Linked DNA regions of Homo sapiens: region 2 is linked to region 1. A link is an interaction called in ENCODE POLR2A ChIA-PET data of the cell type or tissue named here. Cell type or tissue: K562. All regions are shown on one strand. Links, peaks and the distances in the headings refer to the core of each region. The heading gives the core; the rest is flanking DNA. Region 1 overlaps CPT1C (carnitine palmitoyltransferase 1C). Region 2 overlaps ZNF473CR (ZNF473 cis regulating lncRNA).

What was found. Peaks named below come from ENCODE experiments on the same cell type or tissue, not always from the same donor. Only the 100,000 strongest peaks of a DNase experiment are listed, where the experiment ranks them.
Region 2: POLR2A ChIA-PET joins it to region 1 with 5 read pairs; 1 of 35 experiments calls an interaction of 5 or more read pairs at or near these places.

The regions. Positions count from the first base shown.
Region 1 is chr19:49,711,289-49,727,787 of GRCh38, forward strand. CPT1C (carnitine palmitoyltransferase 1C) reads left to right here. Exons shown (of 20, transcript NM_001199753.2): 17 at 521-673; 18 at 1,448-1,561; 19 at 1,684-1,776; 20 at 2,132-2,443. The coding sequence ends at 2,317. It also overlaps the pseudogene RPS9P4. Among named protein-coding and RNA genes, the nearest start is that of CPT1C, 28 kb to the left of the region's middle. RefSeq lists a cis regulatory region at 6,130-6,665 and enhancers at 10,072-10,572, 15,777-16,277, 16,278-16,499. In K562, for the core only: a CTCF peak has its summit at 6,364 (motif pointing right); a DNase peak (open chromatin) is centred at 6,383; H3K4me3 peaks cover 1,804 bases.
Region 2 is chr19:50,075,152-50,091,650 of GRCh38, forward strand. ZNF473CR (ZNF473 cis regulating lncRNA) reads left to right here. Exons shown (of 5, transcript NR_138096.1): 4 at 1-42; 5 at 248-432. Among named protein-coding and RNA genes, the nearest start is that of SNAR-A4, 9.2 kb to the right of the region's middle. In K562, for the core only: no CTCF peak of the experiment used is centred there; a DNase peak (open chromatin) is centred at 7,288; H3K4me3 peaks cover 319 bases.

The sequences.
Region 1 (16,499 bases), core at 4,647-8,646:
TAGAGACGGGGTTTCACCATGTTGGCCAGGCTGGTCTCGAACTCCTGACCTCAGGTGATCTCCCTGCCTCGGCCTCCCAAAGTGCTGGGATTACAGGCGTGAGCCAATGCACCTGGCTGGAACTCCATTTTTACAACGTAACTCTGCCCATTTAACCTCTTTGTGACTTGTGACCTTCCTTTGCACCCCTGTACCCTCTCTGCCCAGATCCCACCTGCCCTGCACCTCTTCTCCCTTGCCCTACACCTAGCCCCGCACCTACAAGGTATTGTGGTTCCATGGAAGGAGTTTGGACTCTGGGGCCAGACACACCTAGGAACCCGCCTGGCTCTCCCTGGCTGTGTGAACCTGGCCAAATGATTTCCCCTCTCTAAGCCTCAGTTCCCCATCTGTAAAATGGGGTTGATATTCCCACCTTGCAGGGATGTGGCAAACTCAGTTGAGGCCAGATGTGCCGCAGGCCCAGCCCTAAGTCGACTTCCTGTCTTTCCATGACCTGTGACCTCCCTGGGGACTGCAGGACCCACAGTGCCTCGCCCTGTTCCGCGTGGCAGTGGACAAGCACCAGGCTCTGCTGAAGGCAGCCATGAGCGGGCAGGGAGTTGACCGCCACCTGTTTGCGCTGTACATCGTGTCCCGATTCCTCCACCTGCAGTCGCCCTTCCTGACCCAGGTTGGGGCACAGGGAAAGGGTTAGAGAGGGAAGTGGGAGACCATGGAAGAAGGGAGAGGTTTCAGGGAAGGAGGGTGATGTTGAAAAAGGACCCATCAAGGCCGGGCACGGTGGCTCACGCCTGTAATCCCAGCAGTTTGGGAAGCCGAGGCAGGCGGATCACTTGAGGTCAAGAGTTCGAGACCAGCCTGGCCAACTTGGCGAAACCCTGTCTCTACTAAAAATACAAAAATTAGCTGGGTATGGTGACAGGCACCTGTAATCCCAGCTACTTGGGAGGGCTGAGGCAATAGAATCCCTTGAACCCGGGAGGCGGAGGCTGTAGTGAGCTGAGATCGCACCACTGCACTCCAGCCTGGACGACAGAGCAAGACTCTGTCTCAAAAAAAAAAAAAAAAGGAGGGTGATGTTGAGAAAGGATGCGTCAGCAGAGAAGTCAGTTGTGGGGGGGCGGCAAGGCAGAAGGCGGAGAGGCAACGGGACAACGGGAGCAGACAAAAGGGGAGAGGGTCAGTGGGGTGGGGATAAGAGGAAAGGGCGTGGTCAGAGGAGGGGCGTGGTCCGAGGGAGAAGAGGAGAGGGACGTGGGTGTGGGTGGTGAGACGAGTGAGGGGCGTGGCCAGATAGGGCGTGGTCAGGAGAAGGGCGTGGTTAGGGAGAAGGAGGCCCGGATTTACGGGTAAAAAAAAAGCCAGGGATGCAGGGAGTGAAGTGGAGCCAAGGGCCGGAACTGCAGATCTCTGTCCTGCACATGTGATGGGCTCCTGTCCTCAGGTCCATTCGGAGCAGTGGCAGCTGTCCACCAGCCAGATCCCTGTTCAGCAAATGCATCTGTTTGACGTCCACAATTACCCGGACTATGTTTCCTCAGGCGGTGGATTCGGGCCTGTGAGTGGAGCTGGGCGCGCTGGCCCCCAGAGGAAAGAGGGGGCTGGGGGGCCTGCACTCCTGCATAGTGGGGGTGGAGGGGACCGGAGCTATTTTCTTCCCTTCACTCTTTCCGTCTCCAGGCTGATGACCATGGTTATGGTGTTTCTTATATCTTCATGGGGGATGGCATGATCACCTTCCACATCTCCAGCAAAAAATCAAGCACAAAAACGGTGAGACAAACGTGTATACCCACCAACTCCCTCTTTCCTCAGGAACCAGGAGTCTGGGCCCCCAGCCCCTCCTCCCTCAGACCCAGGATTCCAGGCCCCAGCCCCTCCTCCCTCAGACCCAGGAGTCCAGGCCCCCAGCCCCTCCTCCCTCAGACCCGGGAGTCCAGGCCCCCAGCCCCTCCTCCCTCAGACCCGGGAGTCCAGGCCCCCAGCCCCTCCTCCCTCAGACTCGGGAGTCCAGGCCCCAGCTCCTCCTCCCTCAGACTCAGGAATCCAGGCCCTTAGCCCTCTTGTTTCTCAGCCTCCAGGATCCCATCTCCCAGCTTCCCCTGGCTCTGACCTGTTCTCCTTCCAGGATTCCCACAGGCTGGGGCAGCACATTGAGGACGCACTGCTGGATGTGGCCTCCCTGTTCCAGGCGGGACAGCATTTTAAGCGCCGGTTCAGAGGGTCAGGGAAGGAGAACTCCAGGCACAGGTGTGGATTTCTCTCCCGCCAGACTGGGGCCTCCAAGGCCTCAATGACATCCACCGACTTCTGACTCCTTCCAGCAGGCAGCTGGCCTCTCCAAGGAATAAGGGTGAAATTGCCACAGCTGGCTGACACAGGACAGGGGCAACTGGTTTGGCAACCCCACATCCAGGCCAATAAAGATGTGTGAGCTGGGTGTGTGGTGTCTGCTATGCTCTTGGGCAGGGCAGGGGTAGAAGAGGTAAGGACCAGGGTGGAGGAGGACAGAAGCTCCCATCCATTCCCAGGCCCAGCCAGGGATTCCCAGTTGCAGTCACAGCTTCAACCACAGCCCGCAACACCTGCCCAGTGTACTTCATTTCCAGCTTCACTCATACCAAACCCAACCCTCCAAGGCCAGTGCCAATCAAACACAACCTCACAAGTTCTCCTGAGCCTAATTCCTGCTGCCCCAACACCACTGTCCACCTCAAATCCATCTCCAGGCCGGGCGCGGTGGCTCATGTCTGTAATCCCAGAACTTTGGGAGGCCAAGGTGGGCGGATCATGAGGTCAGGAGATCAAGACCTTCCTGGCGAACACTGTGAAACCCCGTCTCTATTAAAAATACAAAAAAATTAGCCGGGCATGGTGGCGAGCACCTGTAGTCCCAGCTACTCGGGAGGCTGAGGCAGGAGAATGGCATGAACCCGGGAGGCGGAGCTTGCAGTGAGAAGAAATCGTGCCATTGCACCCCAGCCTGGGGGACACAGCAAGACTCTGTCTCAAAAAAAAAAAAAAAATCCATCTCCAAACCTAAAGATCCAGCCACCCCAATTGACAATCCCCAAACGAACCCACGAAAATTTTTATTACCCAACCCCAACTCCAGCCATTTCTTTTTCTTTTTCTTTTTTTGAGAGAGAGTCTTGTTCTGTCACCCAGGCTGGAGTGCAGTGGTGCAATCTTGGCTCACTGCAATCTCTGCCTCCTGGGTTCAAGCAATTCTCCTGCCTCAGCCTCCCGAGTAGCTGGGACTACAGGCATCCGCCACCATGACCGGCTAATTTTTTTTTGTATTTTTAGTGGAGACGGGTTTTGGGGTTTCATCATGTTGGTCAGGCTGGTCTCGAACTCCTGACCTCAAATGATCCACCCACCTTGGCCTCCCAAAGTGCTGGGATTATGGGCATGAGCCACTGTGCCTGGCCTACTCCAGCCATTTCAACCTCTTCCTCAATGACGGATTCAGCTCCCATAACTAGGAAATGCACTGCCCAGTGCACACCACCCTAACGCTGCCATCATTCCAGCAATCAGCAACTCCATGATGCCACACCCCACTATACACAACAACTCAACTACAGTTCGAACCACACAACCAACACAACGTCCAACTCCAAGCTCCACCATCCCCACCAAATATCCCTTCTCATTTCCACCATAACCCACACTTTACCTTGACCCATAGTGATGACTTTATTTTTATTTATTTATTTATTTATATTTTAAGACGGAGTCTTGCTCCGTCGCCCAGGCTGGAGTGCAGCGGCGTGATCTCAGCTCACTGCAAGCTCTGCCTTCCGGGTTCATGCCATTCTCCTACCTCAGCCTCCCGAGTAGCTGGGACTACAGGTGCCCGCCACCACGCCCAGCTAATTTTTTTGTATTTTCAGTAGAGACGGGGTTTCACTGTGTTAGTCAGGATGGTCTCGATCTCCTGACCTCGTGATCCGCCTGCCTCGGCCTCCCAAAGTGCTGGGATTACAGGCGTGAGCCACCGCGCCCGGCCAGTGATGACTTTAAACACCATCATCCCCGAGCACACCTTCACTGTGCTCCACCACCCCCACCATTACAATCTCCACCAGCCCAACTACAGCCATCAACACCAAACCCAATCACCCACCCCACCAATACCACGGTTCCAACGCGCCATCAATCTAACCCTCACTGCTTCTGAGTCAAACAATAATACAACCCAACAACAAAATCAAAATTCTAAATGGCTCAACCTCTACCAGCCCAACCACCCCAGCCAGACTGCCAACTCTGTGATGGTTTAAAAAATGTCCACAAGTGGGGGCTGGGCACGGTGGCTCATGCCTGTAATTCCAGCACTTTGGGAGGCGGAGGCGGGTGGATCACCTGAGGTCAGGAGTTTGAGATCAGTCTGACCAACATGGAGAAACCACATCTCTACTAAAAATACAAAATTAGCTGGGCATGGTGGTGCATGCCTGTAATCCCAGCTACTCAGGAGGCTGAGGCAGGAGAACTGCTTGAACCCGGGAGGCAGAGGTTGTGGTGAGCCGGGATCGCGCCATTGCACTCCAGCCTGGGCAACAAGAGTGAAACCCCGTCTCAAAAAAAAAAAAAAAATAGTGATTAGGTCACAAAAGACATTGTGGCTTTCTTTTGGCCGGGCATGGTGGCTCACACCTGTAATCCCAGCACTTTAGGAGGCTGAGGCGAGCTGATCACGAAGTCAAGAGATCGAGACCATCCTGACCAACATGGTGAAACCCTGTATCTACTAAAAATGCAAAAATTAGCTGGGTGTGGTGGCATGTGCCTGTAGTCCCAGCTACTCAGGAGGCTGAGGCAGGAGAATCGCTTGAACCCGGGATGCGGAGGTTGCAGTGAGCTGAGATTGCACCAGTGCATTCCAGCCTGGCAACAGAACAAGGCTGTGTCTCAAAACAAAACAAAAAACAAAACAAAACAACACAAGACATTGTGGCTTCCTTCTTGCTCTGTTTCTCAATCACTTGCTCTGGGGGAAGCCAGCCACCATGTCATGAGGACACTCAAGCTGCCCATGAAGAGGCCCACGTGGTAAAGAACTGAGACCTCCTGCCAACAGCCAGTGAGGCACACATGAGTGAGCCATCTTGGAAGCAGATCCTCCAGTCCCAGTCAAGCCTTCAGATGACTGTCACCCGGCTGACAGCTTAACCACAACTTCATGAGGGACACGGAGCCAGAACCACCTTAGCTAAGCTACTTTTGATTTCCTGACTTTTAACAACTATGTGAGATAATAAATGTTTGTTAATTCAAGTTGCTATACTTTGGGGTAACTTTTTTTTTTACACAGGAATAAAGAATACAAACTGCAAACACCTCAGCCTCAACCCTCATATTCTTTTTTGAAATTTGCTTTTATTTTTATTTATTTTTTTGAGACGGAGTTTTGTTCTCGTTGCCCAGGCTGGAGTGCAATTGCACAGTCTCGGCTCACCACAAGCTCCACCTACCCCGGTTCAAGAGATTTTCCTGCCTCAGCCTCTCAAGTTAGCTAGGATTACAGGCAGGCACCACCATGCCCGGTTAATTTTGTATTTTTAGTAGAGACGGGGTTTCTCCATGTTGGTCGGGCTGGTCTAGAACTCCTGACCTCATGTGATCTGCCCGCCTCGGCCTCCCAAAGTGCTGGGATTACAGGCTTGAGCCACCGTGCCCCGCCTGTTTGAGACCGAGTTTCACTCTGTCACCCAGGCTGGAGTGCAGTGGTGCAATCTCGGCTCACTGCAACCTCCTCTTCCCAGGCCCAAATGATTCTTGTGCCTCAGTCTCCCGAGTAGCTGGGATTACAGGCGTGAGCCACTGCACCTGACCAAGAAATTTATTTTTGGTTGGAATACTGCCTGGCGCAATCTCGGCTCACTGCAAGCTCCGCCTCCCGGGTTCACGCCATTCTCCTGCCTCAGCCTCCCGAGTAGCTGGGACTACAGGCGCCCGCCACTACACCCGGCTAATTTTTTTGTATTTTTAGTAGAGACGGGGTTTCACCATGTTAGCCAGGATGGTCTCGATCTCCTGACCTCGTGATCCACCCGCCTCAGCCTCCTAAAGTGCTGGGATTACAGGCGTGAGCCACCGCGCCCGGCCACGACTTTTTTTTTTTGCAAGTAGTCTTTCAAAAATATATTTGGTCCTCAGGGGTACAGAATTGGATTAATCATAATTGCTGGTCCTTGGCACATACTATTATTATGTGTACCACTTCTTAAGCTATTATCTCTTGGCTTCAAATCTATTTCCCAGCACTGGGCTTTGGGTAACTGGGAATGGGACTCTGAAAACCCCACTTTCACTTTGCCAAGTGGTGTGTTAGCCTCTGCCAATAGGGGGTGCCAGACTGACCGTAGAGCCTGAAGGAGGAAAAGGGTTCTTGCTCCTTCCTGTTTGCTCTCTGCTTACTTCCCGTTGGTTTCCTGTTCTCATCTGCGTCAGCAAAGCTTCTTCACCCTGTCCAAGGCAGTTCTTTCCTGTAGCAGCAGCTAAATCCAATTTGCAGTTTTTCCAAACTTGCACATCCTCAGAGATGCCAGACCATTTGGGGATGCCAGACCAGCACCCCTGCCTGAGAAAATTCCAGTCTCGGGCCGGGTGCGGTAGCTCACGCCTGTAATTCCAGCTCTTTGGGAGGCTGAGGCGGGTCAATCACGAGGTCAGAAGATCGAGGCCATCCTGGCTAACACGGTGAAATCCTGTCCCTACTAAAAATACAAAAAATAAGCCGGGCATAGTGGCGGGCACCTGTAGTCCCAGCTACTCGGGAGGCTGAGGCAGGGCAATGGCATGAACCCGGGAGGCTGAGCTTGTAATGAGCCAAGATCACGCCACTGCACTCTAGACTGGGTGACAGAGCGAGACTCCGTCTCAAAAAAAAAAAAAAAAGAAAGAAAATTCCAGTCTCTAGTGATCCTCCTCTGAGCTCAGAAACACCAGCACCATCTGAGCAGTGCCTCCTCTTCAGAGCCTCAGTTTTTTTTTTTTTTTGAGACAGAGTCTCACTCTGTAGCCCAGGCTGGAGTGCAATGGCGTGATCTTGGCTCACTGCAAACTCCATCTCGCGGGTTCAAGTGATTCTCTTGCCTCAGCCTCCCGAGTAATGGATTGCAGACGTGCGTAACCACGCCCAGCTAATTTTTGTATTTTTAGTAGAGACAGGTTTTCCCCGTGTTGGCCATGCTGGTCTTGAACTCCCAACCTCAGGTGATCCACCCGCCTTGGCCTCCCAAAGTGCTGGAATTACAGGCGTGAGCCACTGGGCCCAGCCCAGAGGCTCAGTTTTATGTCCACTGGCTCCTGATCCAAATGTATAGTTTTTAATAACTCTAACCTTTGTCTTTGTTTTTCATACCCTAGTGAGATAGGAATTTGGCAAGACTGGTTTCCAAGACAACAGGACACAAGACCTCACTCATAAGACAGAAAACAGCAAAAGAAACTGGCTAAAACCAGCTAGAACCAAGAGGACAATGAAAGGGACCTCTGGGGCCGGGCCCGGTGCCTCATGCCTGTAATCCCTGCACCTAGGGAGGCCGAGGCGGGTGAATTACCTGAGGTCAGGAGTTCGAGACCAGCCTGACCAACACGGAGAAACCCTGTCTCTACTCAAAATACAAAATTAGCCCGGCGTGGTGGTGCCTGCCTGTAATCCCAGCTACCTGGGAGGCTGAGGCAGGAGAATTTCTTGAACCCGGGAGGCAGAGGTTGTGGTGAGCCAAGATCGCGCCATTGCACTCCAGCCTGGGCAACAAGAGCCAAACTCCATCTCAAAAAACAACAACAACTAAAAAGGAAGTGACGTCTGGTTACTTTCACTGCTCATTATATGCTAATTGTAATGCATTAACATGCTAAAAACACTGCCACCAGCACCATGACAGTTTACAAATGCCATGGCCATGCTGAAAAGTTACCCTGTGTGGTCTGGACGGGGTGAAAGCCCAGGTTCTGGGAACTCCCTGCCTCTTATCTAGAAAACCCATGTGTAATTCACCTTTTATTTAGCATATATTCAACAACTAACCATTAAAATAACCAACCAACGATCCTCAGAGCTACTCTGCCTATGAGGTTGCTACTCTTACTTTCCTTTCTTTCTTTTTTTTTCCAATTGTAAAGTGCTGATCCTGTTTATTTGGCAGGAAAACGAGACAATCCAGCAGCCCAGGAGGGACAGGTGGACTTAATCCTCCTCCTCGTCGTCTCCAGCCCCACCCTCACCCTGGCCCTTCTTGGCGTTCTTCCTCTTCACGCGGCCGGGGCGGCCACCCCATAGGGAGAGCGCAGAGACAAGTCGATGCGCTTCTGGGAATCCAGGCGGACAATGAAGGACGGGATGTTCGCCACCTGATTGCGGACCCTGACACGGCGCTGGCGGATCAGTACGCCAGCGTGGTGGATGGACTTGGCCAAGCCCAGCTTGAAGACCTGGGTCTGTAGGCGTCTCTCTAAGAAATCCTCTATCTTCAGGCCCAGGATGTAATCCAGCTTCGTCTTGCCCTCATCCAGCACCCCAATGCGGAGCAGCCGCCGCAGCAGGACGTTGCCTTCAAACAGACGCCGTGGGTCCTTCTCATCAAGCGTCAGCAGTTCCCGGGCGGCCTTGCGGATGTTGGCCAAGGTAAATTTGACCCTCTAGACCTCACGTTTGTTCCGGAACCCATACTCGCCGATCAGCTTCAGCTCTTGGTCGAGACGAGATTTCTCGAAGGGTCTCCGCGGGGTCACATAAGTTTTGTGACAAACCCAGCTCCGGGCCACTGGCATGTTGGCTCCGCTTCCCCGTCTGCGCCTGAGTGCAGGACCCGTTCACTGAGAAAGAGCTCCTTTCTTTTTCTTTTCTTTTTTCCTTTTCTTTTTTTTTTTTTTTTCTTTTTTCTTTTTTTTTTTTTTTGAGACAGTCTCGCTCTGTCGCCCAGGCTGGAATGCACTGGCGCGATCTCGGCTCACTGCAACCTCCGCCTCCCGGGTTCAAGCGATTCTCCTGTCTCAGCCTCCCAAGTAGCTGGGACTACAGGCGCCCACCATCATGCCCGGCTAATTTTTTGTATTTTTAATAGAGATAGGGTTTCACCGTGTTAGCCAGGATGGTCTCGATCTCCTGACCTCGTGATCCGCCCGCCTCGGCCTCCCAAAGTGCTGGGATTACAGGTGTGAGCCACCACACCCAGCCCAGCCACACCCTTTATAACCTGCCTTGTCACCTGTCTCAGGCCTTTTCTCGTATTTTACTTTTCTGCTCTTAGTGCCAAAATGCATGCTTATGACGCTTATTTCACTGTTGGACTGGTAGCATTTCTTCTGGCTATTTGAGCAATTTTTGCTATTCTGTATCAGGTAGGGCACTTTCCTTGTTTTGAATTCTTTATTTTGGAGAGGAACCCCTTTGTTCTGACTCTGGGATGCCGGAGTCACATTGTTCCATAGCCTCAGTTGTGCCTTTGGGGTTCACTGTTGGCCACCCTCAGGATGCTCCAGGGTTTTCGGCATTTGGTGTGGGGACCCTTGGTGACTGATATCTGGAGGCCCCAGGTCTTTTGGTATTTGGTGCCCTGGATTCAGGTTGCGTGGTTGTACTGGTAGCCAGACTCAAATTTGTTTTTTTTGTTGTACGGAGTCTCACTCTGTCGCCCAGGCTGGAGTGCAGTGGTGCAATGGCTCACTGAAACTTCCGCCTCCCAATTTCAAGCGATTCTCCTGCCTCAGTCTCCCAAGTAGTTGGGACTACAGGCCTGCACCACCACACCCAGCTAATTTTTTTTTTATTTTTATTTTTATTTTTTTTTTTTTTTGAGACGGAGTCTTGCTCTGTCACCCAGGCTGGAGTGCAGTGGCGGGATCTCGGCTCACTGCAAGCTCCGCCTCCCGGGTTCACGCCATTCTCCTGCCTCAGCCTCCCAAGTAGCTGGGACTACAGGCGCCCGCCACTATGCCCGGCTAATTTTTTGTATTTTTAGTAGAGACGGGGTTTCACCGTTTTAGCCGGGATGGTCTCGATCTCCTGACCTCGTGATCCGCCCGCCTCGGCCTCCCAAAGTGCTGGGATTACAGGCGTGAGCCACCGCGCCCGGCCTAATTTTTTATATTTTTAGTAGAGACGGGGTTTCACCATATTGGCCAGGCTGGTCTTGAACTCCTGACCTCGTGATCTACCTGCCTTGGCCTCCCAAAGTGCTGGGATTACAGGTGTGAGCCACCGTGCCCAGCCTGTTTGAGACCGAGTTTCACTCTGTCGCCCAGGCTGGAGTGCAGTGGTGCAATCTCGGCTCACTGCAACCTCCTCTTCCCAAGCCCAAATGATTCTTGTGCCTCAGTCTCCCGAGTAGCTGGGATTACAGGCGTGAGCCACTGCACCTGGCCAGAAATTTATTTTTGGTTGGAATACTGCCTAGGTCATTACAAACTGGAAAACCAGAAATTTTAGCCTAAAAATAGTTCTTTGCGGCCAGGTGTGGCGGTCATACCTGTAATTCCAGCAGTTTGGGAGGCCGAGGTGGGTGGATCACAAAGTTAGGAGTTTGAGACCAGCCTGGACAGCATAGTAAAACCCCGTCTCTACTAAAAATACAAAAAATTAGCTTAGTATGGTGTCATGCCTTTAGTCCCAGCTACTTGGGAGGCTGAGGCAGGAGAATTGCTTGAGCCCAGGAGGCAGAGGTTGCAGTGAGCTGAGATCATGTTACTGCACTCCAGCTGGGTGATAGAGACTGTCTCAAAAAATATCAATCAATCGATAAAATAGAGGACGTGCGCCTCTTTCTGAGTCTGATTTGGCTTTATGTAAGGATAAGTTTGGCCAGTTTTTGGAGAATCCAGTAATTTATTGAAGAGTTTGTTAAGTTGGCCATGTCCTGTGACCTGACTTGGCATGACTAATGGATATTATTGTCTACCTGCTCTACAGTAGAGGAAAAACAGAGGATTCTAGGCACTCCCCATGAAACCACAAATGGAATGGCCACTTGCAATCAAAGCCATGCCATTTATTGGGAGGAGGGAATGCAACCCCAGATTGGCCCCTGATCTGGTTTTGGCTGTGTCCCTGCCCAAATCTCATATTGAATTGTAGCTCCCATAATTCCCCCATGTCGTGGGAGGAACCCAGTGGGAGATACTTGAATCATGGGGGAAGTTTCCCCCATACTGTTCCGGTAGTGAATAAGTCTCATGAGATCAGATGGTTTTATAAGGAGTTTCCGCTTGTGCTTGGCTCTCATTCTCTCTTGCCTGCCACCATGTAAGACGTGCCTTTTGCATTCTGCCATGATTGTGAGGCCTCCCCAGCTATGTGGAACTGTAAGTCTATTAAACCTCTTTTTCATCCTTTTTTTTTTTTTTTTTTTTTTGAGACAGTCTTGCTCTGTCGCCCAGGCTGGAGTGCAGTGGCACAATCTCGGCTCACTGCATCCTCCACCTCCTGGGTTTAAGCAGTTCTCCTGCCTCAGCCTCCCAAGTAGCTGAGATTACAGGTGCCTGACACCACTCCCGGCTAACTTTTAAATTTTTAGTAGAGATGGGGTTTCACCATGTTGACCAGGCTGGTCTCAAACTGCTGAACTCTAGTGATCCGCCTGCCTTGGCCTCCCAAAGTGCTGGGATTACGGGCATGAGCCACTGTCCCTGGCCAGTAACAAAGTTTTAGAAGTACAGAGTGTTAGGGCCAGGTGTGGTGGCTCACGCCTATAATCCTAGCATTTTGGGAGGCTGAAGTGGGTGGATCACCTCAGGTCAGGACTTGGAGCATTTTGGGAGGCTGAAGTGGGTGGATCACCTCAGGTCAGGACTTGGAAGAAGAGCTGAGGCAGGGCTTGCTTGTCTGACATAATGTAAAAGAGTCTGGAACATGTCCTGGGTCCAGGGTCTCAAACCCCTCGTGGCCTATGGAACACCAAGCTCTGTGCCTAAGGGTGGAAGGCTGCCCTGCCACACTGCAATCTAAGCCCAGGACATAAAACCCCTCGTGGCTTGTAAAGAATCCAGGGCTCTGGGCATAAAACCCCTCATAGCCTCTGGAATGTGTCCAGACTCGCTGGCCCCTTGCTCCTTGCTCTCCCAAGATCATAAACTGGTTGTGTCTTGAGTGAAAAGAACCTGTTCTCCTTTATCTCAACTAGCAGAGCATACGCTAAACCGTCATAGCTACGCTTGGTGCACCACTACCTTTCTACCCCCATGTCCGCACGTCCTCACCACCTGCTTCTTTGTTTGATTACCAATAAATAGTGTGGGCTCCCAGAGCTCGGGGCCTTTGCAGCCTCCATACACCAGCGTTGGCCCCCTGGACCCATCCTATGTACTCTTAACTTGTTTTGTCTCATTCCTTTGATTCCGCCGGACTTCGTAGCCCCCACGACCTGGTGTTGGGTCTGATCACCCCAACAAGCCTGGTCAACATGGTGAAAGCCCGTCTCTACTAAAAATACAAAAATTAGCTGGGTGTGGTGGTGAATGCCTGTAGTCCCATCTACTTGGGAGGATGAGGTAGGAGAATCGCTGGAACCTGGGAGGAAGAGGTTGCAGTGGGCAGAGATGGCGCCACTGCACTCCAGCCTGGGTGACAGAGCAAGACTTCATCTCAAAAAAACTAAATAGGCTGGGCGCAATGGCTCACACCTGTAATCCCAGCACTTTGAGAGGCCAAGGCAGGTGGATCACAGGGTCAGGAGATTGAGACCATCTTGACTAACAAGGTGAAAACCCGTCTCTACTAAAAATACAAAAAAAAAAAAATAAAAAATAATTAGCCGGGCGTGGTGGAGGGCACCTGTAGTCCCAGCTAATCGGGAGGCTGAGGCAGGAGAATGGCATGAACCCGGGAGGCGGAGTTTGCAGTGAGCAGAGATCGCTCCACTGCACACCAGCCTGGGGGACAGAGCGAGACTCTGTCTCAAAAAAAAAAATAAATAAATAAATAAATAAAAAATAAAAAAAGAGGAAAAGGTAGTAGCCCTAACCCCATTGTGTCACTCTCTCTTGAGCCTGCCCACATGCCTTTTTCTTGTGTACTTTTTGCTTTGCAATAAGTCTCCTTACTTTCACTATCTTCTGACTCATCCTTGAATTCCTTACTTCTCGTGATGATGTCAAGAGCCTGGCATTTGGGGACCTCTCACAGCCCACTGGTATCACCTTTTTTTTTTTTTTTTGAGACAGAGTGTTGCTCTGTCGCCCAGGCTGGAGTGCAGTGGGACGGTCTCAGCTCACTGCAACCTCCACCTCCCAGATTCAAGTGATTCTCTTGCCTCAGCCTCCAGAGTAGCTGGGATTACAGGTGCCTGCCACCATGACCATCTAATTTCTTGTATTTTTAGTAAACACGGGGTTTCAACAGGTTGCCCAGGCTGGTCTCAAGCTCCTGACCTCAGGTGATCCGCCTGCCTCAGCCTCCCAGAGTGCTGGGATTATGGGGGTGGGCCACCATGCCCGGCCAACAATGATGTTTCTTTTCCTCGCCGTCTTAGACATTGCTTTAGGAAACACTCTCTATTCGAATTATTTATTAGACCTCGCCTGCTCCCATAGGAAACTTCCCAACTAGACGGCTGTCCCTTTAAAACTGTTTTCCTGCAATGTTACCCACCTGGCCTGGCCTCAGTACTATAATAATACCCATGCCATCTCTCCTACAGGCAATGGTATCTACTTTGTACCACTTATTCAATGCCATTTATAGGGCAAGTTTTTTTTTGTTGTTGTTGTTTTTTTTTTAACAAAGTATCGCTCTTGTTGCCCAGGCTGGAGTGCAATGCGTGATCTCGGCTCACTGCAACCTCTGCCTCCCAGGTTCAAGCGATTCTCCTGCCTCAGCCTCCCAAGTAGCTGGGATTACAGGCACCTGCCACCATGCCTGGCTAATTTTTTTGTATTTTCAGTAGAGATGGGGGTTTCACCATGCTGGCCAGGCTGGTCTTGAACTCTTGATCTCAGGTGATCCGCCCGCCTCGGCCTCCCAAAGTGCTGGGATTACAGGCGTGAGCCACCGCGCCTGGCCAGGGCAGGATCTTTTAACACTACCTGTCAAGTAAATGCCACACATTTTTGCCCTGATGGTACCATCAAATACATTTCTTCTTGTCTCCCTGGAGGGTCTTAGTCCCTCTGTAGACAATTATGCCCTTCTCTACTCCCATAGCTGCCTCTCATAATAATGGTATTATTTTAAATTACCACTTTCCAGTCAAATTCTTTTTTTCTCTTTTTTTTTTGAGATGGAGTATCACTCTGTTGCCCAGGCTGGAGTGCAGTGGAGAGATCTTGGCTCACTGCAACCTCCACCTCCTGGGTTTAAATAATTCTCCTGCCTCAGCCTCCTGAGTAGCTGGGATTACAGGCACCCGCCACCACACCCAGCTAATTTTTGTATATTTAGTAGAAATGAGGTTTCGCCATGTTGGCCAGGCTGGTCTCAAACTCCTGACCTCAAGTGATCTGCCCACCTCAGCCTCCCAAAGTGTTGGGATTATAGGCGTGAGCCACTGTCCCTGGCCTCCCCCCAAATTCTTATCCCATTCATGCTTAAACCAAAGCGTCACTTAGATAACAGAGATGCTCAACCTTCTTAACTCCCCTCCCACATGGGTTTGTGCTCCCAATGGATACCTTTGGCTATATGGACGCTGTAGTAGTCCGTTGTCACACTGCTATAAAGACATAGCTGAGACTGGGTAATTTATAAAGAAAAGAGTTTTAATTGACTCACAATTCTGCATGGCTGGGAAGGCCTCAGGAAACTTACAATCATGGAGGAAGGGAAAGCAGGCACGTCTCACGTGGTGGCAAGAGAGACAGAGGGGCAAGCGCAGGAACAACTGCCTCATAAAACCATCAGATCTCATGAGAACTCACTCACTACCACGAGAACAGTGTGGGGAAAACCACCACCATGATCCAATCACCTCCCGCCTGGATCCTACCTCGACGTGTGCGGATTACGGGCATTACAATTTGAGATGAGATTTGGGTGGGGACACAGAGCCAAACCATATCAGATACCCATTCAGTCAGCCTCCAAATAACTTTTCTTTCATTTGAAATCATAAAACCCATGGTTAACAGTGTATTGATAACATTTGTTTCAGGGGTCAATGTATAACAGGACAGGCAAAGCCCTCTAATATACAGTTACATGACATCACTCACCCAAGTGCTAAGCAGGCAGTTGGCCTTATCTTGGCTGAAGTTGGGGCTGCCATCAACTTGTTGGCCCCATGGGGAGGATTTGCCCATCATGAGGCAACTCTTCAAAACTTTACTTCTTCACTTAGCCAGGCACGGTGGTTCACACCTGTATTCCCAGCACTTTGGGAGGCCAAGGCAGGTGGATCATGAAATCAGGAGATCGAGACCGTCCTGACTAACATGGTGAAACCCCGTCTCTACTAAAAATATAAAAAATTAGCCAGGTGTGGTGGTGGGCGTCTGTAGTCCCAGCTACTCGGGAGGCTGAGGCAGGAGAACAGTGTGAACCCGGGAGGCGGAGCTTGCAGTGAGCCGAGGTCACACCACTGCACTCCAGCCTGGGCGACAGAGCGAGACTCTGTTTCAAAAAAAAAAAAAAACAAAAAAAAAAAAACTGTACTTCTTTACTCTGTACACTGCTGTCTCATAGACTACAGGACAGTTTAGATAAATTGAGACTGTCCCTTGATTCTGTAACAGATGTAGTAATGGGTAACAGATTAGCATTAGTCTATCCATGGTCTAATGGAACATTAGTAATTAGTATGGTCAGTGGAACAACTGTAATTAATAAAACCTGCTGTACCTATATAAACACCTCAGATCAAATGGAGAAAAATATCAACAAGATATACAAACAACTACCTGGCTACCTTCATCATACTCAGACTGGTACAGAACAGCTGGGGTCCCGGCTAAACCCTATCCTTAAGCCTGGAACCGCCGCCCTAAGTGAAAACAGCTGACCCCATTTTTCCATCCAAATGTTGCCTTTTTGGCCTGCCACACCTCTATCCTGTGCCCACAAAAAGACTGCCGCTGGCAGAGCAACACAAGCGGCTGATGGCTGAGCATCAAAGACTACGGATAGACACGGCTAACTTCAGATGGCGCAGCTTCAGGGAAAGATCACCTTCTTCCCACACCCTCCCCTGGCCTCCATTCCACTGAGAGCCACTTCCATCACCCAATAAAATCCTCCCCATACACTACCCTACAATCTGTTCGTGTGACCTAATTCTTCCTGGACACCAGTCAAGAACCCGGATGCTGAGAGGGCAGGGGCTTGGACGCTCCCGCACAGAGCCTGCTCCCACCAGAGAGGAGTGACTGGCCGGCTCCAGCGTTTGTTCCCTTCAGTTCCTGCACTCGCTTGCTCCCACGCTCCCTCTCATGAGGAGTCACCAGCAGCAGGCTGAGCCAAAAAAGCCACTCCAGTTCCCGCCCATGAAGAGGATCAAGGTCAAGGTGATGTAGGAGTTAAGACGAAATCACTTAGACTGATAGGGCAAGGG
Region 2 (16,499 bases), core at 5,747-9,746, 360 kb after region 1:
GGCAGCAAAGGACTATCAGAGAAAGAGAACTCCGAGTGAGGGGTAAGCAGCCTGGCCACAGGGAAGGGGCTGGGGGTGGAGATGCCTGCATCTGAGGGAGGAGGGGCTGGGGGCCTGGACTCCTGGGTCTGAGGGAGGAGGGGCTGGGCCTGGGACTCCTGGGTCTCTGGGTGGTGATGGAGCTACAGGAGGTCGTGGTGCAGTTCTCTGCCATTGCTGACCCCTCCTTTCCTGCTCCATCGTGCAGGTCTGGCCTAGGCCCGGGATCGGACCAGGCTCCCTCAGGACCCCATCCTTTCCTGCCCGGACCGTGAATTCATCTCCTTGAAGCCATAACGTCCGAGCTGCTGGTGCGGGGCAGCCCTGGCCCTAGGCTTCCTACCCCTGGAAGCGAGAGGATGAGAGGAGGCCGGCCCAGCTCCTTCTTTCAGGGTGGGGGGCATTCAGCCTCCACTGTGTCTGTCTTTTCTTCCCTGGGGCTCCCCCTCGAGGCGAGGGGCCATGCATGTCTGGGGGACCCCTGCCCCCCAAAACCCTCTGTCTGTCTCTGTCTCTTTGCTGTTTGTCCAAGACTCAGTGTCCCGACCCTTGTTCTCGCCGTGAATGTCAATGGGCCAATCCTCTCTGTCCTTTCAGACACACACACACCTGTGTCCACCCCTTCTGTTCGCCACACCCTGCGTCTGGCCGGTCCCCCCACTGCTGCTGCTATCAACGCCAGAATAAACACACTCCGTGGGTCTCACTCCAACTGGGCCTCCTGTCCTCTCTGAGACTGGGAAACCGGATTGGAACATGCTGGCTCTGCAAGCAGACAAATTTGTGTTTCTTTCAATGACTGGGCAACTTAATGATCTCTCTGAGCCTCAGTTTATAAAAATGGTGTTAGTCAGGATCATTGTGAGTACAGAACACAAAATTCAACCCAAAGCCATAAACAGAATTGAAAGACCTCTGTCCATGGAAAGCCTATGAACACATTGAACACAGAGGGACTTCAGGCATGGTTAGATCCAGCTGTTCAAGGGACTCTCACTTCTGCTTTCCTCTTTTTTTTTTTTTTTAATGGAGTTTCACTCTTGTTGCCCAGGCTGGAGTGCAGTGGTGTGATCTCAGCTCACTGCAACCTCCCGGTTTCAAGCGATTCTCCTGCCTCAGCCTCCTGAGTAGCTGGGATTACAGCCGCTCGCCACCACACCTGGCTAACTTTTTGTATTAGTAGAGACGGGGTTTCACCATGTTGGCAGGCTGGTCTCGAGCTCCTGACCTCCTGTGATCTGCCCGCCTTGGCCTCCCAAAGCGCTGGGTTTACAGGCATGAGCCACCGCGCCTAGCTATTGGCTTCTCTCTCAGGTAGGTGTTTGCAGTGGCAATGAGATGGTCACTTGGAGCTCCAGGTGTATAATGCTGTATCTGTTATGATACCTTCGGCTGAAAAAAAAAAAAAACCTTCCCAACTGAAAGAGAAAGATTTTTTTGCATGTTTGCATATCAAATTTTTCAAAGACAGTCCCAGGGTTGGTTCAGCTGCTCAACAACATTAGGCTCTGGTTGGCATCTCTGAGACTGGTGTTCGTTCCCCTCCTGAGTACAAACTGTCTATAGCAGCATCATGTTCTCACACACTGGCATCTAAATCAGGCAGTGTAGACCGGGGCCTCCCCTTCTGTGTTCCCCTTTTTTCCTCCTCAGAATAATTCTCCTTATTTCTCTCTTGCCAGAACCCGGCTGTGTGGCTACCCCGAGTTGCAAAGCGGTCTGGGTAGTGAACATCTGTCATTTCCAGTTCCCATGGTGGGGTGCAGCTTTGCCTAGAGGAAGCACGGGGAGGGGAACTATTGTTGGGTAGGAAATTAACAGGATCTGCTGCCATTGCAAGAAATTAACAGGACTTGTAATTGCCTTCAGAGCAGATAACTTCAGAGGAAACAATGTGAGAATCAGCTGGCTCCCAGCTGCTGCGTCATTCAGGAACAGGATTCTGATTGGTCCAGCGCAGACCTTGGAGACACCCCGGGCCAATCATTGGGTCCAGTTTGGAGCCTACTCTTGGGCCCGCCTCCTGCCTTTGCTGACTCCTCCTCCTCCTCCCCTGCCCATCTTGCCCAGGATTGGTCCAAAGCCCCTCTGGACCTCATCCCTTTTTGCTGGAAGGATGAATTCATCTCCTGGAAGCCATATATGTAGGGGTCCCTTGACTGACAGTTCCAAATGAATCACACGGCAATGGGCAAGGGACAGTCCCTCAAAGCAGTAGGTGTCCACTACATTCTACCCTCAGCTACTTCACACTAATTCACATCTACATTCCGGGACACAACATTTCAAAAACTCCCACTGCAAAAATTGGTCCAATCACTGTGTCAGTTTGCTAGGACTGATGTAACAGGTTACAATAACCTAGCTGAAAACAACAGAAATTTATTCTCTCACAGCTCTGGAGGCCAGAAGTCTGAAGTCAATGTGGTAGTAACCACCAGGCACAGTGGCTCATGCCTGTAAATCCCAGCACTTTGGGAGGCTGAGGCAGGAGGATTGCTCAAGCCCAGGAGTTTGAGACCAGGTAATATGGTGAGATTCTCTTAAAAAAAAAAAAAAAAAATTGGCCGGGCATGGTGATGTTCACTTGTAGTTCCAGCTACTTTGGAGGTCGAGGTGGGAGTATTGCTCGAGCTCAGGAGTTCGAGACCAGCCTGGGCAGCATAGCAAGACCCTGTCTCTACAACTAATAGTAGTAATAATAATAATAGTAAAATTATCCAGGCATGATGGTGCTCACCTGTAGTCCCAGCTACTCTGGTGGCTGAGGCAGGAGGATCACTTGAGCCCAGGAGTTTGAGGCTGCAGTGAGCTGTGATGGCACTGCTGCCCTGCATCTCAAAAACATGATGCCGTGTGATACAGCCAGATACAAGGGTATATGCTGTAGGATTCCACTTTTGTGAAATTGTAGAAAGAAAACACTAATATGGGCGGGGCATGGTGGCTCACGCCTGTAATCCTAGCACTTTGGGAGGCTGAGGCAGGCGGATTACTTGAGATCAGGAGTTCAAAAGCAGCCTGGCACCTGTAATCCCAGCTACCTGGGAGGCTGAGTAGGAGAATCGGGAGGCGGAGGTTGCAGTGGGCCGATCATGCCACTGCACTCCAGCCTGGGCAACAGAGTGAGACTCCAACTCAAAAAAGAAAGAGAGAAAGAAAGAAAGAGAGAGAGAGAGAGAGAAGGAAGGAAGGAGAGAGAGACACAAAGAAAGAAAGAAAGAAAGAAAGAAAGAAAGAAAGAAAGAAAGAAAGAAAGAAAGAAAGAAAGGGGCCAGAGGCCAGGCACGGTGGCTCACCCTGTAATCCCAGCACTTTGGGAGGCCGAGGCAGGTGGATCACGAGGTCAGGAGTTCAAGACCAGCCTGGCCAACATGGTAAAACCCCATCTCTACTAAAAATACAAAAATTAACCGGGTGTGGTAGCGAGTGCCTGTAATCCCAGCTACTTGGAAGGCTGAGGCAGGAGAATGGCTTGAACCTGGGAGGCGGAGGTTGTAGTGAGCTGAGATCACACCACTGAACTCCAGCCTGGGTGACAGAGTAAAAGAAAAGAAAAGAAGAGAAGAGAAGAAAAGAGAAAAGAAAAGGCTAATACGCAGGGGCAGAAAATGGATTAGTGGTTGACTGGGGGCAGTGGCAGTGGTTATGGAGAGACTGATTACTAGTGGACACAGGAAAACTTTCCGGATGATGGAAGTGATCACACAACCGAATACATTTGTCAAAATTCATTGCGTTTAAAATTGGTTCATTTAAATTCTTGTACATTGTTGCAAAATACACATAACACAAACTTTACCATCTTAGCCAATTTTTTTTTTTTTTGAGACGGAGTCTCGCTGCAATGCCCAGGCTGGAGTGCAATGGCATGGTCTTGGCTCACTGCAACCTCTGCTTCCCCGGTTCAAGCGATTCTCCTGCCTCAGCTTCCAGAGTAGCTGAGATTACAGGCATGAGCCACTTTCCCAGGACTTAGCCAATTTTAAGTGTACAGTTGCATTGTTGTGCAATCATCACCCCTACTCATCTCCACTCTTTCCTCTTGTAGAATTGAAACTGTTCCCATCAAGCAACTCCCACTGCCTTCCCTTCCCAGCCCCTGGGAAGCACGTTCTACTCTCTGGGAAATTCCCTATGAATTTGACTACTCTAGGTACCTCATGTAAGTGGAATCATACAGCATCTGTCTTTTTGTGATGGGATTGTTTCACTTAGCATGAATGTCCTCAGGCTTCACCCATGTTGTAGCATGTGTTAGCATTTCCTTCCTTTTTAAGGTTAAATAATTTTCCATTATGGGCCTGGTGCAGTGGCTCACACCTGTAATCCCAGCACTTTGGGAGGAAGAGGCAGGCGGATCACGAGGTCAGGAAATCGAGACCATCCTGGTCAACATGGTGAAACCCCATCTCTACTAAACTACAAAAAATTAGCCGGGCGTGGTGGCAGGCGCCTGTAGTCCCAGCTACTTGGGAGGCTGAGGCAGGGGAATCACTTAAACCTGGGAGGCGGAGGTTGCAGTGAGCCAAGATCGCACCACTGCACTCTAGCCTGGGCGACAGAGCGAGACTCCATCTCAAAAAAAAAATCCATTATGTGTATATACCACATTTTGTCGAACCATTTATTTGTTGATGAACAGCTGGGTTGCCTCCTTTACCTTTTGGGTATTGTAAATAATGCTGCTATGAAAGTGGGTTGCAAATATCTTTTTGAAATATTGATCCATTTTCTTGTACACAAATTATATTTTGATAAAGTTGGCTAAAACTAATACTCCCACCTAACATAACTATCTCTAGTGCAACTGCAGAAGCTTTCACCCCTTCTGCAAAGGGAGGGATCCCAAAGCCACATCCAATCCTCAGACCAAGATTTCTGGATATTGGCTATTCCTTTCATCAAGGGCACATGGAGTCTCTCTTGATCCTGAAAATTAATGTTAAGGCTGGGCACGGTAGCTCACACCTGTAATCCCAGCACTTTGGGAGGCCAAGGCAAGTGGATCACCTGAGGTCAGGAGTTCAAGACCAGCCTGGCCAGCATGGTGAAACCCTGTCTCTACTAAAAGTACAAAAATTAGCCCGGCATGGTGGCACACACCTATAATCCCAGCTACTCGGGAGGCCGAGGCAGAAGAATCACTTGAACCTGGGAGGCGGAGGTTGCAGTCAGTGGAGATTGTGCCACTGCACTCCAGCCTGGTGACAGAGCAAGACTCCATCTAAAAAAAAAATTAATGTTAAATGAAATTGTAGCCCCCTCAGCAACCCACCCCTGTGTATAACAGTGGAGGAAAAACAAGAAAACAATCACAATTCTCACTTGAAAGGGGAGGGAAGAGAAACAAAATAGTATATGCCATTTGCTAGACTTGCCAAGACTCCTGCACTTTCAAGAGACAAAAAACCGGCCTTTTAAAAAATTATTGCCAAGCTCGGTGGCTCATGCCTGTAATTCCAGCACTTTGAGAGGCTAAGATTGGAGGATCACTAGAGCCCAGGAGTTCGAGACCCAGCCTTGGCAACATAGCAAGACTCCATCTCTTTAAAAAAAAAAAAAAAAAAATATATATATATATATATATATATATAGCCAAGTGCCATGGTGTGCACCTGTAGTCCCAGCTACTCAAGAGGCTAAGGTGGGAGGATCGCTTGAGCCCAGGAGGTCAAGGCTGCAGTGAGCCATGGTTGAGCCACTGCAGTCCAGTCTGGACGACAGAGACCCAGTTTCAAAAAAAAAATTATTGAAGTACAACATACTCACAAAGAAACTCACAAATACCCAGTAAGTATGGATCAGATGACAGACTGAGCACACCATGTAACCATGGGTAACCAGCCCTGGGTCAGGAACTAGAACATTACCAGCTCTCCAAACCCCTCATGCTCCTTGTCAGTCACTTTTTTGTGTTTTTTTTTTTTTTTTGAGACAGAGTCTCGCCTGGAGTGCAGTGGCGCTATCTCGGCTCACTGCAAGCTCCGCCTCCTGGGTTCACGCCATTCTCCTGCCTCGGCCTCCCGAGTAGCCGGGACTACAGGCGCCTGCCACTATGCCTGGCTAATTTTTTTGTATTTTTAGTAGAGACGGGGTTTCACCGTGTTAGCCAGGATGGTCTCGATCTCCTGACCTCATGATCTGCCCACCTCGGCCTCCCAAAGTGCTGGGATTACAGGCGTGAGCCACCGCGCCCGGCCCCTTGTCAGTCACTTCTTCACCTCAAAGGTAACTACTACCCTGATTTCTGACACCATAAGTCAGTTTGCCTTGTTTTTGATCTTAATCTGCTTGGAATCCTACAAGCATAGAGACTTGTGTGTTGGAATTCTTTTTTTTTTTTTTTTTTTTTTTTGAGACGGAGAGTCGCTCTGTCACCAGGCTGGAGTGCAGTGGCATGATCTCAGCTCACTGCAACCTTCGCCTCCCAGGTTCAAACGATTCTCCTGCCTCAGCCTCCTGAGTAGCTGGGATTACAGGTGCGCACTACCACACCCAGCTAATTTTTTGTATTTTTAGTAGAGACAGGGTTTCACCATGTTGGCCAGGATGGTTTCTATTTCTTGACCTCGTGATCTGCCCATCTCGGCCTCCCAAAGTGTTGGAATTACAGGCGTGAGCCATTGCACCTGGCCTGAATTGTTTTATTCATCATACGTCTATGAGATTTGTCCATGTAGTTGCTGATTGTTGGAGGTTGTTCATTATCATTGCTGTATAAGAGTGTGTTATGAGCCAGGCACGGTGGCTCATGCCTATAATCCTAGCACTTTAGGAGGGTGAGGCAAGCAGATATCTTGAGCACAGGAGTTCAAGACCAGCCTGAGCAACATAGCAAGACCCCGTCTCTACAAAAAAAATACAAAAATTAGTGGGGTGTGGTGGTGCGTGCCTATCATCTCAGCTACTTGGGAAGCTGAGGTGGGAGGATGGCTTGAGCTTGGGAGGCAGAAATTGCAGTGAGCTGAGATCACACCACTGCACTACAGCCTGGGTGACAGAGGACAATCTTGTCTCAAAAAAAAAAGTGTGTTATGGGAATACATAATAATCTATGTATCCATTCTACTGTTGATTGACATTTAGGTGCCTTCTGATTTGGCATGATCACTTACAGTACTGCTATATACATTGAATTTTGGTGAACATATGTAGGCATTTCTGTATTTCTGTTGGGTATATACCTAGAAGTGTAATTGCTGGGTCCCAGGGTGTATGCATGGTGTGGGCATGTTCCTCTTTTTTTTTTTTTTTTTGAGATGGGAGTGGCCAGGCTGGTCGTGACCTCAAGTGATCCGCCGCCTCCCAAAGTGTTGGAATTACAGGCATGAGTCACCATTCCCAGCTTCATGTTCATCCTTAATAGACACTGCCAACCAGGTTTTCAAACTAATTTTCTCCATTTATACACCCGCCAGCAGTCTCTGAGAATTTCAGCTGCTCGCCAACATTTGGTATTGTTAGTCCTTTCAATTTTAGCAATTCTGGTGGGGCTGTAGCCGTGTTTTATTATGGTTTTAATTTACCTTTAGCCCAATGCCTAAAGAAATTTAACACCGTTTTGGGCCAGGCGCAGTGGCTCATGCCTATAATCCCAGCACTTTGGGAGGCCGAGGCGGGTGGATCACGAGGTCAGGAGATCGAGACCACGGTGAAACCCCGTCTCTACTAAAAATACAAAAAATTAGCTGGGCGCAGTGGCGGGTGCCTGTAGTCCCAGCTACTCAGGAGGCTGAGGCAGGAGAATGGCGTGAACCCAGAAGGCGGAGCTTGCAGTGAGCCAAGATCACGCCACTGCACTCCAGCCTGGGAGACAGAGCGAGACTCCGTCTCAAAAAAAAAATAAGAAAGAAATTTAACACTGTTTCAAATATTTATTGGGCATATGAACATGCTACTTTGTGAAATGTCAATTCACGCCATTCGTCCATTTTTCGACTGGTTTTTCTGCCTTTTTTAAAAAACAGGTTAGTAGGAGTTATTTCTTTATTTTTCTTATGAGTCTTTTGTTAGAATACATATTCTTCTCCCACTCTCTGGCTTGTCTTTTCATTCTCTTAATGGTATTTTTTGATGAGGATCAGTTTCTATTTTAATATAGTCCAATTTATCAACATTTTCCTTTATAGTTAAGGCTCCTTTGTTTCTGGTTTAAGAAATATTTTCTGGCCAGGCACACTGGCTCATGCCTGTAATCTCAGCACTTTGGGAGGCTGAGGAGGGAGGATCATATGAGCCTAGGAGTTCGAGACCAGCCTGGGCAACATAGCGAGACCCTATCTCTATTAACACAAACAAGTAAATAAAAGAAATATTTTCTTACCCTGAAGGTTCTGAAGATACTCTATGATATTTTCTTCTAGAAGTTTTATTGTTTAAGCTTTAACATTTAGATCTACAACACATCTGGAATCAATTTTTGTGTATGGTGTGAGGTAGAGGTCATATGGTTATCAACTGGCTCAGCCCTATTTATCCAAAAAGATCATCTTTTGCTTCTCACTGCACTGAAATGTTGCTTTTGTCATAAACCAAGTTACCGTATATGTGTGAACTTTTCCTGATTTTTCCGTCTTGTTCTTTTGGTCTATTTGTTTTTCCTTGCAAGAGTATGCTGCTTTAATTATTATTATAATAAGCCTTGCTCTCTGGAAAGTACTCTGGCTTTTTTTGTTTTTGACAAAGGGAATTTGTTGACTTATAGAACCGAGCTATATAACTAGCTTCAGGCATAACTGGATCCAGGCACTAAAATGAATCTTTAGCAATACCGCTCATTTCCCATCTGGGCTTTACTTTTCTGTATCTTGACTTCCCTCTCAGGCAGAATCTCTTCCCTCACGGTGACAAACAGGGCCCACAGCAGCTCGAAGCTTCCATACTATCATTTTAACAACCTAGCTTATCATTTTAACAACCTAGCAGAAAAGGGGTACTGCCTTCCTGAATGGTGATACCAAAGTCTCAAGGTTAGCTCTCATTGGCCCAACTTGGGTCACATGTCCATTTCTATAGTAACCATGTGTCTTAGTCCATGTTGTCTTGCTATAAAGGAAAACCTGACGCTGGGTAATTTTTATTTTATTTTATTATTTTTTTTTTGAGACAGGATCTTGCTCTGTCACCTAGGCTGGAGTGCAGTGGCGCAATCTTGGCTCACTACAATGTCCGCCTCCCAGGTACAAGTGATTCTCCTGCCTCCAGTGTAGCTGGTATGACAGGTGCCCGCCACCACACCTGGCTAATTTTTTGTATTTTTAGTAGAGACAGGGTTTCACCATGTTAGCCAGGCTGGTCTCGAACTCCTGACCTAAAGTGATCCACGAGGCTGGGTAATTTATAAAGAGAAAAAGGTGTATTTGGCTTATGATTCTGCTGGCTGGAAGATTGGGCATACAGAGAAAGTCTAGAGCTACTTCCACTCTTGGTGGAAGGAGAAAGAAAGCAGGGATCATGTGACAATAGAGGAAGCAAGAGAGGCAAGTGTCAGCCTCTCTTTAACAACCAACTCTAATGGGAACTAATGGAGGAAGAACTCACTCACCCACACTCCCAGGGAGGGCATTAATCTATTTGTGAGGGGTCCACCCCTGTGACCCAAACACCTCTCATTAGGACCCCATCTCCAACATTGGGGATCCAATTTCAAGAACGAAATTTAGAAGGCAGCCTGGCCAACACGGGGAAACCCCGTCTCTCCTAAAAATACAAAAATTAGCCGGGCGTGGCATGTGCCTATAATCCCAGCTACTCAGGAGGCGGAGGCAGAAGGGTCACTTGAACCCAGGAGGTGGAGGTTGCACTGAGCCAAGATTGTGCAACTGCACTCCAGCCTGGGTGACAAAGCAAAACTCTGTCTCAAAAAAAAAAAAAAAAAATTGGATGGGACATACATCCAAACTACTGCACATCATAACCAAGGTCATGAAGTACTCAGGTTGGCCAGGTCTGACTCTTGTTCTCACTCTGAGATCCCTGGCAAGATCCAGTCAAAAAATGTATATTTTGCATGGAGAGGAGTGATAGGAAAATCAGATGTTTAAGAGAATAAAAAGAGAAGCTATAGATTGTGAGAAAATCTTTTCAAAACACCTATCAGACAAAAAGCTGGTATCCAGGCCAGGTGTGGTGGCTCACATCTGTAATCCCAGCATTTTGAGAGGCTGAGGTGGGCGGATCACCTGAGGTCAGGAGTTTGAGAGCAGCCTGGCCAACGTGGCAAAACCCTGTCTCTACTAAAAATACAAAAATTAGCCTGGCATGGTGGTGGGTGCCTGTAATCCCAGCTACTCGGGAGGCTGAAGCAAGAGAATCACTTGAACCTGGGAGGCGGAGGTGGCAGTGAGCTAAGATTGCGCCATTGCACTCCAGCCTGGGCAACAGAGCAAGACCTTGTCTGAAAAAAAAGAAAAGAAAGAAAGAAAAAGAAAAAGAGAAAAGAAAGCTGGTATACAAAGAACTAAAACTTAACAATAAGAAAACAAACAACCCGCTCCCTCTCCATCTCCCTCTCCCTCTCCCTCTCCCTCTCCCATCTCCCCACGGTCTCCCTCTCCCTCTCTTTCCACAGTCTCCCTCTCCCTCTCTTTCCACGGTCTCCCTCTGATGCCGAGCCGAAGCTGGACTGTACTGCTGCCATCTCGGCTCACGCAACCTCCCTGCCTGATTCTCCTGCCTCAGCCTGCCAAGTGCCTGCCATTGCAGGCACACGCCGCCACGCCTGACTGGTTTTCGTATTTTTTTGGTGGAGACGGGATTTCGCTGTGTTGGCCAGGCCGGTCTCCAGCTCCTAACCGCGAGTGATCCGCCAGCCTCGGCCTCCCGAGGTGCCGGGATTGCAGACGGAGTCTGGTTCACTCAGTGCTCAATGGCGCCCAGGCTGGAGTGCAGTGGCGTGATCTCGGCTCGCTACAACCTCCATCTCCCAGCCGCCTGCCTTGGCTTCCCAAAGTGCCAAGATTGCAGCCTCTGCCCGGCCACCACCCCGTCGGGGAAGTGAGGAGCATCTCTGCCTGGCCGCCCATCGTCTGGGACGTGAGGAGCCCCTCTGCCTGGCTGCCCAGTCTGGAAAGTGAGGAGCGCCTCTTCCCGGCTGCCATCCCATCTAGGAAGTGAGGAGCACCTCTTCCCGGCCGCCATCCCATCTAGGAAGTGAGGAGCGTCTCTGCCTGGCCGCCCACCGTCTGAGATGTGGGGAGCGCCTCTGCCCCGCCGCCCCGTCTGGTATGTGAGGAGCGCCTCTACCCGGCCGCGACCCCGTCTGGGAGGTGAGGAGCGTCTCTGCCCGGCCGCCCCGTCTGAGAAGTGAGGAGACCCTCCGCCTGGCAACCGCCCCGTCTGAGAAGTGAGGAGCCCCTCCGCCCGGTAGCCACCCCGTCTGGGAAGTGAGGAGAGTCTCCGCCCGGCAGCCACCCCATCCGGGAGGGAGGTGGGGGTCAGCCCCCGCCAGGCCAGCAGCCCCGTCCGGGAGGGAGGTGGGGGGGTCAGCCCCCCTCCCGGCCAGCCGCCCCGTCTGGGAGGTGAGGGGCACCTCTGCCCGACCGCCCTTACTGGGAAGTGAGGAGCCCCTCTGCCCGGCCGCCCCTACTGGGAAGTGAGGAGCCCCTCTGCCCGGCCACCACCCCGTCTGGGAGTTGTACCCAACAGCTCATTGAGAACAGGCCATGATGACAATGGCGGTTTTGTGGAATAGAAAGGGGGGAAAAGTGGGGAAAAGATTGAGAAATCGGATGGTTGCCGTGTCTGTGTAGAAAGAAGTAGACATGGGAGACTTTTCATTTTGTTCTGTACTAAGAAAAATTCTTCTGCCTTGGGATCCTGTTGATCTGTGACCTTACCCCCAACCCTGTGCTCCCTGAAACATGTGCTGTGTCCACTCAGGGTTAAATGGATTAAGGGCAGTGCAAGATGTGCTTTGTTAAACAGATGCTTGAAGGCAGCATGCTCGTTAAGAGTCATCACCACTCCCTAATCTCAAGTACCCAGGGACACAAACACTGCGGAAGGCCGCAGGGTCCTCTGCCTAAGAAAACCAGAGACCTTTGTGCACTTGTTTATCTGCTGACCTTCCCTCCACTATTGTCCTATGACCCTGCCAAATCCCCCTCTGCGAGAAACACCCAAGAATGATCAATTAAAAAAAAAAAGAAAAAAGAAAACAAACAACCCAATTTAAAAATAGGCAACAGATCTGAACAGACACTTCAACAAAGAAGATATGCAGATGGCAAATAAGTAAATAAAAAGGTGTGGTGGGGTGGCTCCTGCCTGTAATCCCAACACTTTGGGAGGCTGGGGCAGGAGGATCATTTGAGGCCAAGAGTTTCAGACCAACCTAGGCAACACATTGAGACGCCATCTCTATAAAAAATAAAAAGAAAAAGGTCAGATGTTGTGGCTCACACCTGCAATCCCAGCACTTTGGGAGGCCACAGCTGGTAATTCCCTTGAGCTCAGGAGGTCAAGACCAGCCCAGGCAACGTGGTGAAACCCCATCTCTACGAAAAATACAAAAAATTAGCCAGATGTGGTGGTGCACACCTGTGGTCTCAGCTACTTGGAAGGGTGAGGTCGGAGGATCACTTGAGTCTAGGAGGCAGAGGTTGCAGTCAGCAGAGATCGTGCCACTGCATTCCAGCCTGGATGACAGAGCGAGACCCTGTTTCTAAATAAATAAATAAATAAAATAATAAAAATAGAAATAAAAAAATAGCCAGGTGTGACAGCACACAACTGTAGTCCCAGCTACTGGGGAGGCCGAGAAGGAGGATCTAAGAGTTGGAGGCGGCAGTGAGCTATGATTGCACTGCTGTACTCCAGCCTGGGCAACAGAGACCCTGTTTCTTAAAATAAATAAATAAACAAACAAACAAATAAATAAAAGGTACTTGGGCCGGGCGTGGTGGCTCACACCTGTAATCCCAGCACTTTGGGAGGCCAAGGTGGGCAGATCACCTGAGGTCAGGCATTCGAGACCAGCCTGATCAACATGGAGAAACCCCATGTCTACTAAAAATACAAAATTAGCCAGGCGTGGTGGTGCATGCCTGTAATCCCAGCTACTTGGGAGGCTGAGACAGGAGAATCACTTGAACCTGGGAGGCAGATGTTGCAGTGAGCCGAGATCATGCCATTGCACTTCAGCCTCGGCGACAGAGCAAGACTCTGTCTCCAAAAAAAAAGGGGGCTCAACATCAAATGTCATTAGGAAATTGCAAATTAAAGCAATGATGACATACGACAACCACCTATTAGAATGGTGAAAATCCAAAACATGAATAACACCAAGTGCTGATGAGGATGAGGAACGTCAGGAACTCTTATTCATCTCTGGCAGTAATGCAAAATGGTGCAGCCACTTTAGAAGACAATTTGGCACTTCCTTACAAAACTAAACACTCTTACCATATATTGCAGCACTCATGTTCCTTGGTATTTACTCAAATGAGCTCAAAACTTATATCCCCACAAAAACCTGAAGACAAATATTCATAGCGGCTCTGTACATAATTGCCAAAACTTGGAAGCAACCAAGATGTCCTTCAGTAGATGAACAAACTGCAGTACATGCATACAATGGAATATTACTCAGTTATAATAAGCCATGAAAAGATATGGAGGAACCTAAAATGCATATTGTTAAGTGAAAGAAGCCAATACGAAATCGCTACATATGGTATGATTCCAACTATACCACATTCTGGAAAAGGAAACACTATAGAGACAGTTAAAAAAAATCATTGGTTTTTAGGGGTTTGGGAGGAGGGAAGGATGAATCAGCAGAGCCCAGAGGAGTTTTAGGACAGTGAAACTACTCTGCATAATACTATAATGGTGGACACATGTCATTATAAATTTGTTCAAACCCATAGACAATAAAACACTAAGAGAGAAACTGAATGTAAACTATGGACTTTCCTCTCAATTTTGCTGTGATTTTAAAACTGAAAAAAAAAAAAAAAAAAAAAAAAAAAGGCCTGGCGCGGTGGCTCATGCCTGTAATTCCAGCACTTTGGGAGGCCAAGGTGGGCAGATCATGAGGTCAGGAGATCGAGACCATCTTGGATAACACGGTGAAACCCCGTCTCTACTAAAAATACAAACAATTAGCCGGGCGTGATTGCGGGCACCTGTAGTCCCAGCTACTCAGGAGGCTGAGGCAGGAGAATGGTGTGAACCCAGGAGGTGGAGCTTGCGGTGAGCTGAGATCACGCCACTGCACTCCAGCCTGGGTGACACAGGAAGACTCCATCTCAAAAAAAAAAAAAAAAAAACAACACCAAAAAAATGCTTTATTAAAAAAAAAAATAGAATGTACAAGGTATCACACAAGGAGTGGACCTTAATGTAAACTGCAGATTTCAGCTAATAATAATGTATCAATATTGGCTTATTAATTGTAACAAACGTAGCACAGTAACACAAGATGTTAACAGGGAAGATGAGGGGCAATGAAGGGATGAAAGGGGATGTAGAAACTCTCGGTACTTTTCATTCGATTTTTTCCTGTAAACCTAAGACTGCTCCAAAAAAAATTATTAATGAAGAAGAAAATCAGAGATAACAGATGTCACTCAGGCAAAAATATCAGGTGTCCATTATAAGGATCCAAGTTGCCCCTAGGTATTCACTCTAATAACAGTTTGCAACTTGGGGTATGCAGTATAGAAGGGATAAAGAGGCTGGCGCAGTGGTTCACGCCTGTAAGCCCAGCAGTCTGGAAAGCGGAGGCGGGCGGATCACCTGAGGTCAGGAGTTGAAGACCAGCCTGGCCAAAATGGGGAAACCTCGTCTCTATTAAAAATACACAAAATTGCCAGACATGGTGGCACGCGCCTGTAATCCCAGCTACTGGGTCGCTGAGGCAAAGGAATTGCTTGAACCTGGGAGGCGGGGGTTGCAGTGAGCCAAAATTGCGCCACTGCACTCCAGCCTGGGCAACAGAGTAAGACTCCACCTCAAAATAAAAATAAATAAATAAATAAATAATTAAATTTAAAAAAAGGCCAGGTAGCGGTGGCTCACACCTGTAATCCCACCACTTTGGGAGGCTGAGGCGGGCAGATCACAAGGTCAGGAGATAGAGACCATCCTAACACAGTGAAACCCTTTCTCTACTAAAAATACAAAGAATTAGCTAGGCGTGGTGGCACGTGCCTGTAGTCCCAGCTACTCGGGAGGCTGAGGCAGATGAATCACTTGAACCCGGAAGGCAGAGGTTGCAGTCAGCCAAGATCGCACCACTGCCCTTGAGCCTCAGCGACGGAGCAAGACTCCATCTCAAAAAGAAGCCAAAAATACAAAAATTAGCCAAGTGTGGTAGTGTGCGCCTGTAACCTCAGGGTGAGAGAGGAGACTCTCTTCAACCCAGAAGGCAGAGGTCGAGATCATAAGACTGCACTCCACCCTAGGCAACAGAGCAAGACTCCATCTCAAAAGATATATTGCAGTAATTTAAAAACAATTCTATTGGAAACGCAATTTCTTCCTGTCGAGACCTCCCTTTATGACGGAACAATGAAAAAACAATTTTTTTCAATTTTGTCCAGGTTAGCTTCAAACACATAGCATCGCCAGCTTGTGCGCCAGGACAACCTGACGGAGCCACCGAAGCTGGTGGAAAAGTGCTCTCAATTTTTCCATTTGACCTTCTGGGGAGCGATGTAGCCAATCACGAGAGGCTCACCCCTGACATCACCCAGTCCCCAGGGACAGAGAGGGCCCTGCGTTCCATGGCGCCCCCTGGAGGGAGGAAGGGGAACTGTATCTGAGAGTTCAGTATCTGACAATAAGGAAAAGGCATAGTAGATCAGATGGTGCCTACTGTTCTGGAGAGAAGAAACAACGGGGTTGGGGAATGCGGAGTTGCAGTTTATAATACAGGCCTCATGTATAAGGCAGACCTCATGGGGAAGGTAACATCTGTGCAGAGAAATGGAGATGAGGGCTAGGAGCCATGCAAATACTGGAACATGCTTGCCAGCAGAAGTCGAGAAACATGGCCGGCGCAGTGGCCCACACCTGTAATCCCAGGACTTTGGGAGGCCGAGGCAGGTAGATCACGAGGTCAGCAGTTCGAGACCAGCCTGGCCAACATGGTGAAACCCTGTCTCTACTAAATATACAAAAATTACCCGGGCATGGGGACGGGTGCCTGTAATCCCAGCTGTTCAGGAGGCTGAGGCAGGGGAATCGCTTGAACCCGGGAGGCGGAGGTTGCAGTGAACAGAGATCGTGTCACTGCACTCCAGCCTGGGTGATAGAGTGCGACTCCGTCTGAAAAAGAAAAAAAAAAAAAAAGAATTCAAGGGCAGGCCGGTGGTTTTAGACGGCAACCTTTACCGAAGCCTCAGTGCACAGCCACAGCAGAGGGACACACACCTGTATCTTTTCTAAGACTGGGAGAATTTTACAATTGCTTGACTAATTGAACAGTGCCTCGAGGATGTTACACTAGG